2 separate regions of the Homo sapiens genome follow, and region 2 is linked to region 1. The links are chromatin contacts, found by Hi-C or POLR2A ChIA-PET in ENCODE. All regions are on one chromosome and are shown on one strand. Each heading gives the region's core, a stretch centred on a gene start or an enhancer-like site at or near the end of the contact. The rest is flanking DNA. Distances are from core to core; before and after follow the strand shown. Region 1 holds the start of ITFG2 (integrin alpha FG-GAP repeat containing 2). Region 2 overlaps TULP3 (TUB like protein 3).

Region 1 (4,962 bases), core at 2,463-4,962:
GACACCTGTAATCCCAGCTACTCGGGAGGCTGAGGCAGGAGAATCGCTTGAACCCGGGAGGCGGAGGTTGCGGTGAGCCAAGATCGCACCATTGCACTCCAGCCTGGGCAAGAAGAGTGAAACTCAAAAAAGTGAAAAAGAAGGCCAGACACAGTGGCTCACGCCTGTAATCCCAGCACTTTGGGAGGCTGAGGTGGGTGGATCATGAGGTCAGGAGATTGAGACCATCCTGGCTAACACAGTGAAACCCATTCTCTACTAAAAATACAAAAAATTAGCCGGGTGTGGTGGCGGGTGCCTGTAGTCTCAGCTTCTCGGGAGGCTGAGGCAGGACAATGGCGTGAACCCGGAGGGCAGAGCTTGCAGTGAGCTGAGATCGTGCCACTGCACTCAGCCTAGGCGACAGAGCGAGACTCCATCTCAAAAAAAAAAAAAAGTAAAAAAGAAGTTGTGATCATAATTACATGACCTTCATGGCAAACATATTCTACAATTAAAAACAGACACCCCGTGTCACAGAAAGATCCAGACCAAGAAACCCAAATGATGAGGAAGATAAAACTAAGGCACTGGGGAATCCTGGGTTGGGGTCTGATCTTAGATAACTGGGTCAGGCCAAGGCACCTGATGAAAGAAGCTGGGTGATCTCATCTCTTGTTCTGAGTTATTTAGTAATATATTTTTTTAAAACCACTTCAGAGGCCGGGCGTGGTGGCTCATGCCTATAATCTCAGCACTTTGGGAGGCCGAGGCAGGCAGATCACAAGGTCAGGAGTTCAAGACCAGCCTGGCCAATATGGTGAAACCCCGTCTCTACTAAAAATACAAAAACAATTGGCTGGGCGTGGTGGCAGTCTCCTGTAGTCCCAGCTACTCAGGAGGCTAAGGCAGGAGAATCGCTTGAACCCGGGAGGCGGAGGTTGCAGTGAGCCGAGATCGTGTCATTGCACTCCAGCCTGGGTGACAGAGGGAGACTGCCTCAGAAAAAAAGAAAGAAAGAAAGAAAAAACCATTTCAGAGGTAAAGTTTTTTTTTTTTTTTTTTTTTTGGAGACAGAGTCTCACTTTCACCCAGCCTGGAGTGCAGTGACACCACCTTGGCTCACTGCAACCTCTGCCTCTTGGGCTCAGGAGATCTTCCCGCCTCAGCCTCCTGAGTAGCTGGGACCACAGGCATGCACCACTATGCCCAGCTAATTTTTGCATTTTTGGTGGAGTCATGGTTTTGCCATGTTGTCCAGGCTGGTCTTGAACTCCTGAGCTCAAGTGATCTGCCTGCCTCAGTCTCCAAAAGTGCTGGAATTACAGGCATGAGCCTCCACAGCCAACCTAGAGGTGAACATTTTGATACTGGTTTTGGTTTTCCCACCCCTTAAAGGCCTAATATGAAGCTTAGGATTTGAACTAGGATGAGAGAATAGAGATGGGGTAGAACACGGGGTGAGGGAGCATGCAACTGCTCTGTAAATGAGAAAATGTATTCAAAGCACCAGGAATACCTGTGGGACCCAGTGCCTTTTAATGGACCTGGCCATCCCACAGTACACAACCAGAAATATGAACTTGTAACACAGTTCAGCTTCAGAATATATCTGCAGTCTCCAGTATTTGTCCAGACTTCCTCCAGTTTACTGTTCTGACCTGCTGTTCTTTCTTACCTGGCTGTCAGATCCACTGGGACATCTAGGAAAAAATCTGCCACCCCCTTCCCCCAAGAAAAGGTCTTGCCCTCCAGCCTCCTCCCACTATGTACAGACATAGAAAGTAGGGACAAGCCGGGCATGGTGGCTCACGCTTGTAATCCCACCTACCTGGGAGGCTGAGACACAAGATCTCGAGCCTGGGAGGCGGAGGTTGCAATGAGCCCAGATCGCACCACTGCACTCCAGAGCAAGACTCTCAAAGAAAAAAAAGAAAGAAAAAGAAAAAAGGGGCCGGGCGCAGTGGCTCACGCCTGTAATTCCAGCACTTTGGGAGGCCGAGGCGGGCAGATCAAGAGGTCAAGAGATCAAGACCATTCTGGCCAACATGGTGAAACCCCGTCTCTACTAAAAGTACAAAAATTAGCTGGGCGGCCGGGCGCCGGTGGCTCATGCCTGTAATCCCAGCACTTTGGAAGGCCGAGGCGGGTGGATCACGAGGTCAGGAGATCGAGACCATCCTGGCTAACACGGTGAAACGCCGTCTCTACTAAAAATACAAAAAATTCTCCTTGAGTGGTAGCGGGCGCTTGTAGTCCCAGCTACTCCGGAGGCTGAGGCAGGAGAATGGCTTGAGCCCGGGAGGCGGAGCTTGCAGCGAGCCGAGATCGCACCACTGCACTCCAGCCTGGGTGACAGAGCGAGACTCCGTCTCAAAAAAAAAAAAAATTAAATTAAATTAAATTAAAAATTAGCTGGGCGTGGTGGCGCTCGCCTGTAGTCTCAGCTACTCGGGAGGCTGAGGCAGGAGAACTGCTTGAACCTGGGAGGCAGAGGTTGCAGTGAGCCGAGATTGCGCCACTGCACTACAGCCTGGGCAACAGAGCGAGACTCTGTCTCAAAAAAAAATAAAAATAAAAATAAAAAAAAAAAAGATAAAAAGGAACAGCCCCTGGTCCAAAATCCCAGATAAGGTAGAATCATTTTTTTTTTTTTTTTGAAACACCAAGTGCGAGTCAGCCTGGGTTTTTAGACCTAAATCTAAAAATGTATTGAACACCTGTATGATTTCATAAATATTGCCCTGATTGACGAGGCACCCCAAAGAAAGGCAGAACTGGATTCAACATGGAAAGAAAGTATCCCAAGAAGCCAGCCATGAGAGTGACAGTCCCATCTGTGCTACAAGAGTAAGGCTACTGAGGTTGAGATGCAAGAGCTTTGTGCTGGGGGGCCACAAGACAGAGCAGATCCGGAATCCAGGCAACCTTCACTTCCAGCCTGAAGACTCTCCTACGAACTATGATAGTAAATGATGGAGAGGCCCTAGGGTTTGGGATCAAACAATTCTGGTTTGAGCACGCACCCCGCCCCACAATCCTTCCTTCTGCCATTTTACTTAATCTTGCTGAACCTGTTTTCCTCAGCCAAAAAAAAAAAAAGCTCGCATAGTGGCTGAACTAATTATGTGAAATATGTGAAATGTGCTTTGCAGCAGGTGGCTTTTAAACTATTGACCAGAAAACACATACACTGAAAAAAAAAATTTTTTTTACATTATAAGCCAGTATACACATATAAGTATATACAATTGAAACAAGAGTTTCACAAAAACTGTACTTACCTTACTACCTGGGAGTCACTTGGTATATTACTATTGTATTTAATTTTTTATATGCTGATTGCAACTCACTACATTGTTTTCACTCCTAATGGGTAGTTTTTTAAAAACACTTTTCAAAACCATGCAATTATCAGTTATTACGAAGATTAGTAAGATTCTCAGGAATGGTCTGATGGCTAGGAATCTTCATTGCCAGGGAAACAAAGGAAAAAGGTCAAGGTTATTAGGTCAAGCCCTTGGGAGCCCTGTTGCCAAGGGAACAGATCGACCCCCGTCAGGGTTGGTTTACCCACGGTCTGCAGCCCTGTGGAGAAAAGGAGTGGCCCGTGGGCCTGTCACTCACATCAGAGTTGGGAAGCCCGCCTCCAAGCCCGGAAGACCCGCCTCCTCTGTAAGGTTAAAGGAGGAAGAGGCAGAGATTGGAGGTTCAGGCAGTGACGTAACTTGCTGCCTTAGGTGGCCTTCCGCTCTGGCGGCTGTCGCGACGGGGGTTCAGGGAATATTTACTGGGCCTCTCCGCTCCCTCTGCTCTTGGAGGTGCCATGAGGTCAGTTAGCTACGTGCAGCGCGTGGCGCTGGAGTTCAGCGGGAGCCTCTTCCCGCACGCAATCTGCCTCGGAGACGTTGATAACGATACGGTAGGTGCATGCGCACCGCAAGAGACAGCCTGGATCTGTGCAGGGACGGGGCAAGGGAAGTGGAAGAGGCCGCCCGAGCGTGCCACGTGAGCGTGAGCATGCGCGCTGTGGCTAGTTTGGAGCGCTAGAGAGAAAAACTTTATTGATAGCTTCAGTGTTCGTGGTTGGTTTTGTTCCTTGGGAGGTTTTGTTTGTTTTTTGAGACAGGCTCCGTCTGTCACCCAGGCTGGAGTGCAGTGGCTTGATTTCGGCTCACCGCAACCTCTGCCTCCCGGGCTCGAGCGATTCTCCTACCTCAGCCTCCCAAGGGGCTGGGATTACAGGCGCCCGCCACCACGCCCGACTAATTTTTGTGTTTTTAGTAGAGGTGGGGTTTCACCATGTTGGCCCAAAGTGCTGGGACTACAGGCCTGAGCCATCGTGCCCAGCCCTTCTCGTTTTTTAAATAAATTACCACAGGTCAAGCAGGTAAAACAATGCCTGGCACACAGTTTAGTGCTCACTTAAGTGTTAGTGGTGGTGGTGGTGGTGTTAGTATTTTATTCTGTTTTTCTGCAAATCTTTACTGAACTGCTCATTATGCACCAAGGACTCTGCTACATTCTAGGAATTCAAAAATGAACGAGAGAGTTCCAGTCCTCAGATAGCTCATAATCAAGCTGTGTAATAGTCACCGGATAATAAAATGTAATGAGATGCATTGACTAAAGTATGGAGAGGATTCTCCGGTGGAGCATTAAAGGGAATAGTGTCTGATGCTCTTTTTTTTGCAGACTTTATCTTTTCATTTATCATCTATTTCATAGTTCTAATGCAAAGCACTGTATTGCCCCCTTCTACCCTCTGCCCTATCTTCCTACTCGGCCTCCCTGCTTCACAGTTCCTTAACTGTCCTGTACTTATTTCCCACCGCCCCCTAGTGCTGTGATGCAGAAGGTATCTTATGAGGCCTTTTTTGGCTCTACCCTCTCTGGGGAGGAAAGAGTTATTCTCATAAATTTGTGTTATGTTTTCTGGGCTTTCGTGTTTCTTCATGAACTGCCAAGCAGTCCAATTTTATG
Region 2 (4,962 bases), core at 1,087-3,586, 110 kb after region 1:
TAACAAGACTCCATCTCTACAAAAAAATTAACAATTAGCCAGGTGTAGTAGCACACACCTGTAGTCCCAGCTACTCGGGGGACTGAAGTGGGAGGATCGTTTGAGCCTAGGAAGTCGAGGCTACAGTGAGCTGTGATTACACCACTGCTCTCCAGCCTGGGTGACAGAGTGAGATCCTGTCTCAGAAAAAAAGAACACCAGTTCTGACCTTCTCTCTTAACAAATGTTCTTATGGATGTTAAGAAAGGAGGGCAGATAAAATGATTTGGTAGTTCTTAATTCTGATCACATATGCCAAATCTACCCAACTAGTGAATAATACTTTGCTCCTTTTTTAAAATTCATTTTATTTTGGCCCTTAGGTATTGATGGTCCAGCTGCTGTCCTGAAACCAGACGAAGTTCATGCTCCATCAGTAAGCTCCTCTGTTGTGGAAGAAGATGCTGAAAACACCGTGGATACTGCTTCCAAGCCAGGACTTCAGGAGCGTCTCCAAAAGCATGGTGAGGACTGGTAATGATTTTAAGGCAATTTGTCTCCTTACTCAATTGTAATCTTTTCCTTTCTTTTCATTGTGGGTAACAATCTACATGACTGAAAATGACTCATGGCTTAGGGCCTCACAGAGGTGACAGTGTTTAGCATCTTTTACATCTGAATGTTGGTAATTGTCAGCAATGGTAGTATTTATACTGTTGCCTGAGAAAAAGAAGATAATTAAATATAAAATACTAGCTGCCATAGATGGCCATAGATGACTGTTTGTTTCTTTTTGACTATTTTCAGTTCCCACCCTCTTCTTCTGACAGAGTTGTCACTCAACCCCTCTACTCCACCTCCATTTCATAGTTGGTGATGATTGATAGCCTTTCTTCTAGTTGGAGCTCTCATTTCCATAAATATTCCCATACATTTCAAAGGTCCCTTGTAGTCTTCTTTCCTTTTTAGAAAAATAATTTTTTTTTTTTTTTTGAGACAAAGTCTCACTCTGTCGCGCTGGCTGGAGTGCAGTGACGCGATCTCGGCTCACTGCAAGCTCCGCCTCCCGGGTTCACGCCATTCTCCTGCCTCAGCCTCCTGAGTAGCTGGGACTACAGGCGCCCGCCACCACGCCTGGCTAATTTTTTGTATTTTTTTAGTAGAGACGGGGTTTCACGGTGTTAGCCAGGATGGTATCAATCTCCTGACCTGGTGATCCGCCCGCCTCGGCCTCCCAAAGTGCTAGCTAGGATTATAGGCGTGAGCCACCACGCCCAGCCGAAAAATAATTTTATAATGAGAAGGGATTAAGCATCCCCTTTGCAGATGAGAAAACTGAAGCCCAATAATGAATATGTATTGGGTACCTACTTTGCATTAGGCAAACATTGCTAGGTCCTGGCATATATGAATCAGGAGATTCTACCACGGAATGGCATAATAAATGAACGTTTAAACAAATTTGTATATTCACTTATTTAGAAAGTATGTTTTGGCCAGGCTTAGTGGCTCACGCCTATAATTCCAGCACTTTGGGAGGCCAAGGTGGGTGGATCACCTGAAGGTCTAGAGTTTGAGACCAGCACATGGTGAAACCCTTCTCTACTAAAAATATAAAAAAAGTAGCCAAGCATGGTGGTGGGTGCCTATTAATCCCAGCTACTCTGGAGGCTGAGGCAGGAGAATTGCTTGAACTTGGGAGGCAGAGGTTGCAGTGAGCCAAGATTGCACCATTGCACTCCAGCCTGGGCAACAAGAGTGAAACTTCTCAAAAAAAAAAAAAAAGAAAAGAAAAAGAAAGTATGTTTTGAGTCCAGGCATGGTGGCTCATGCCTATAATCCTAACACTCTGGGAGGCTGAGGCGGGCAGATCACTTGAGTCCAAGGGTTCAAGACCAGCCTGGGCAACATGGAGAAACCTTGTCTCTACAAAAAATGCAAAAAAAAAAAAATTGTCTGGGTGCAGTGGCGCACACCTGTAGTCCCAGCTACTTGGGGGGCTGAGGCAGGAGGATGGCTTGAGCCTGGGAAGTGGAGGTTGCACTAAGCTTGCGATTGCACCACTGCACTCCAGCCTGGGTTACAGAGCAGGACCCCGTCTCAACAACAACAACAACAGAAGTAAAGTAAGAAAATATGTTTGAGTACATACCATATCTGAGGCAACATTCTAGGTACTTAGGATACATGAGTAAGCATGGTTCCTGCCCTCATGGAGCGCTTATTCTAATTGAAGCTTCATGCACTTAAATAGGCTAGAGCTAGAAAATCAAGGTGCTGAGAGAGCCTGACGCCTCACTCCACTTGGACACTTTCCCAGAGAAAGTGATATTTGAGCTAGTGCCTGACTCAGGAAGAGGTGCTGGCCAGTTCAGAATGGCAGCAGCTCAGGGCGTGTGGTCATAGGGTAGGAAGGGGGATGTAGAGAGATGAGCCAGGAGAGGGAAGTGGGCTCTAATTATATGGGACCTAATAGACCATGTCAGGAATTGGGACTTTATCTAAGGAGTAATAGAAGGCTGGACATGGTGGCTCACATGTGTAATCCCAGCACTTTAAGAGGCTGAGGTGGGAGTATTGCTTGAAGTTAGGTGTTCAGGACCAGCCAGGGCAACATAGCAAGACCCAGTCTCTAACAAAAAAAAATTTTTAATTAGCTGGGTGTGGTGGTACACACTGGTAGTCCCAGCTACTTGAGAGGTTGTGCTAGGAGGATTGCTCGAGCCCAGGTTATTGAGGATGCAGTGAGCTATGATCATGCCACAGCACTCCAGCCTGGGTGACAGAATGAAACCATGTCTTTAAAAATTAAAAAAAAAAAAAAATTGGGTTGGGTGGAGTGGCTCATGCCTATAACCCCAGCACTTTGGGAGGCTGAGGTGGGAGGATTGCTTGAGCCCCAGAGTTCGAGGCTGCAGTGAGCCAAGATTGTGCTGCTGCATTCCAGCCTGTGTGTAGAGTGAGACCCTGTCTCAAAAAATAAAAATTAAAAATAAAAATTAATTAAAAAAAAATAGGGCTGGGCGCTATGGCTTATGCCTGTAATCCCAGCACTTTGGGAGGCCGACACGGGCGGATCACAAGGTCAGGAGATCAAGACCATCCTGGCTAACACGGTGAAACCCTGTCTCTACTAAAAATTAGCCAGGTGTGGTGGCGGGCGCCTGTAGTCCCAGCTACTCGGGAGGTTGAGGCACGAGAATGGCGTGAACCCGGGAGGCGGAGCTTGCAGTGAGCCGAGATCACGCCACTACACTCCAGCCTGGGCGACGGAGCAAGACTCCGTCCGTCTCAAAAAAAAAAAGAGCAGTAAGAACCTGTGAGGAATTTTAAGCTGAACAATGATATGATCACAGTTGAGCTGTGGAAAAATTACTGTGTACCAGAAAGAAGGAATTGAAGGGGGAAGTCCAGAAACAGGAAAGCTATTTAGGAGATCGTTTGACTGATGATGGCCTGACCTCCAGTTCCAATATAGTGTGGTGTTTGCAAAAGCACAGGCAGGGGAGATGCAGAATTGCTCTGCTAGGGCAATGAGAAGAGACAAGAGAGGTACCAGGAGGAAGGGAGGGGGTGATTCCGCTGAACAAAGAAGGATGTGTGTCTGCCTACGTGCTAGGGGAGCAGGGAAGTAGCTGGAGCCTGACATTGTGAGTGTCCATCATGTGTCAGGCACTTGACATGTACTACCTCATCTGATTTAATAGTTGTAATAGTGCCTTGGGGGTTTGTAAAGACAGTTTTCCTGTCTTTAACATGAAGGTGACCATGGTACTTTCCTATTATTTTACTACCACTATTTTTACAACAAAAGAAAGTGAAAGATATGCGTTGGACAGATAGGATGAGTCGGAGCAAAAATAATTTTCTATTTAACCAAAGCTAAATTACTCACCCTGAGTCAACTAGCTGAAAAGTGGCAGATTTAGATTTTCTGATTCTTAGTCTGGTTCTTTATCCCTGACTGTAAACACCACACTGTCTCCTTGTGCACTGCTCTATGAAATGGCTGTTCGTTTTCAGAATTGGCCTTCCAGTGCCAGGTGAGTTAACGCCTTTTCATGTCTCAACAGGTTGCATCTTGACTATAAAACCCATTAAGTGCTGTTTTGATTAAATTCTAAGAAGTGTCAGTTTGGCAGATTATGTCCCTGTAAGTGGGTCCAATTTGCTTGTCTTAAAAGTTTCAGAGAGATCTTTGATCTCTCAAGACAGATTCACGGGAACTGAGTTCTTGGTATTAAAATGGCATTTGAAAGCATAGTAATAGGTGAAGATAGCCATACGATAGTGATATCTCAGGAGTTTCTGCCTTTCTGCTACCAATAAAAAGGGGGGGTGCCAGGTGTGGTGGCTCATGCCTGTAATCCCAGCACTTTGGGAAGCCGAGGTGGGCGGATCGCTTGAGCCCAGGAGTTTGAGATCAGTCTGGGCAACTTGGTGAAACCCCATCTCTACAAAAAAATTACCTGGACATGGTGTAGTCCTATGTACTCAGGAGGCTGAGGTGGGAGGATCACTTGAGCCCGGGAAGTTGAGGCTGCACTGAGCAGCTGTGATTTGGCCACTGCACTCCCACCTGGGCAACAGAGTGAAACCCTGTCTCAAAAAATAATAAGTTAGTATTTTAGACAGCAGAAGGAAAAAGTGTCCTTTGCAAAGCAAATAATTTTTTTAAGTAACAACTCTTTTGAGATATAAATTACAGACCATACTCCTCATCCATTTCAAGTAAACAATAGGCCAGGCATGGTGGCTCACGCCGGTAATTCCAGCACTTTGGGAGGCAGAGGCAGGCAGATACCTGACATCAGGAGTTCGAGACCAGCCTGGCCAACGTGGTGAAACTCCGTTTCCACTAAAAATTCAAAAAAAAGTAGCCAGGTGTGGTGGTGGTGGGCAGCTGTAATTCCAGCTACTCGGGAGGCTGAGGCAGCAGAATCGATTGAACGTTGTGGGTGGAAGTTGCAGTGAACAGACATC

What was found. Hi-C counts contacts between places; a loop is a spot of excess contacts on that map. ChIA-PET counts read pairs that join two places held with the same protein, here RNA polymerase II (POLR2A). Pooled maps may share reads with other maps.
Region 2: a loop to region 1 is called in a pooled map, with 2.4 times the contacts of the local background. The contact joins the enhancer-like site here to the promoter of ITFG2 in region 1. A Hi-C loop is called at or near these places in 1 of 50 pooled maps. POLR2A ChIA-PET finds 5 or more read pairs at or near these places in 5 of 52 experiments (AG04450, HepG2, WTC11 and 2 more).

What each region holds. Positions count from the first base shown.
Region 1 is chr12:2,808,956-2,813,917 of GRCh38, forward strand. It overlaps ITFG2 (integrin alpha FG-GAP repeat containing 2), which reads left to right and starts at 3,713. Exons shown (of 12, transcript NM_018463.4): 1 at 3,713-3,901. The coding sequence starts at 3,806. ITFG2-AS1 (ITFG2 antisense RNA 1) reads right to left here and starts at 3,969. Exons shown (of 4, transcript NR_146317.1): 1 at 3,607-3,969. RefSeq lists enhancers at 3,260-4,009, 3,740-3,989 and a silencer at 3,540-3,629.
Region 2 is chr12:2,921,900-2,926,861 of GRCh38, forward strand. It overlaps TULP3 (TUB like protein 3), which reads left to right. Exons shown (of 11, transcript NM_003324.5): 4 at 363-503. Among named protein-coding and RNA genes, the nearest start is that of TULP3, 33 kb to the left of the region's middle. RefSeq lists an enhancer at 1,074-1,580. Within about 2 kb of position 2,337, at least 2 of the 41 ENCODE cell types and tissues checked have a DNase peak (open chromatin) inside an H3K27ac peak, as active enhancers do.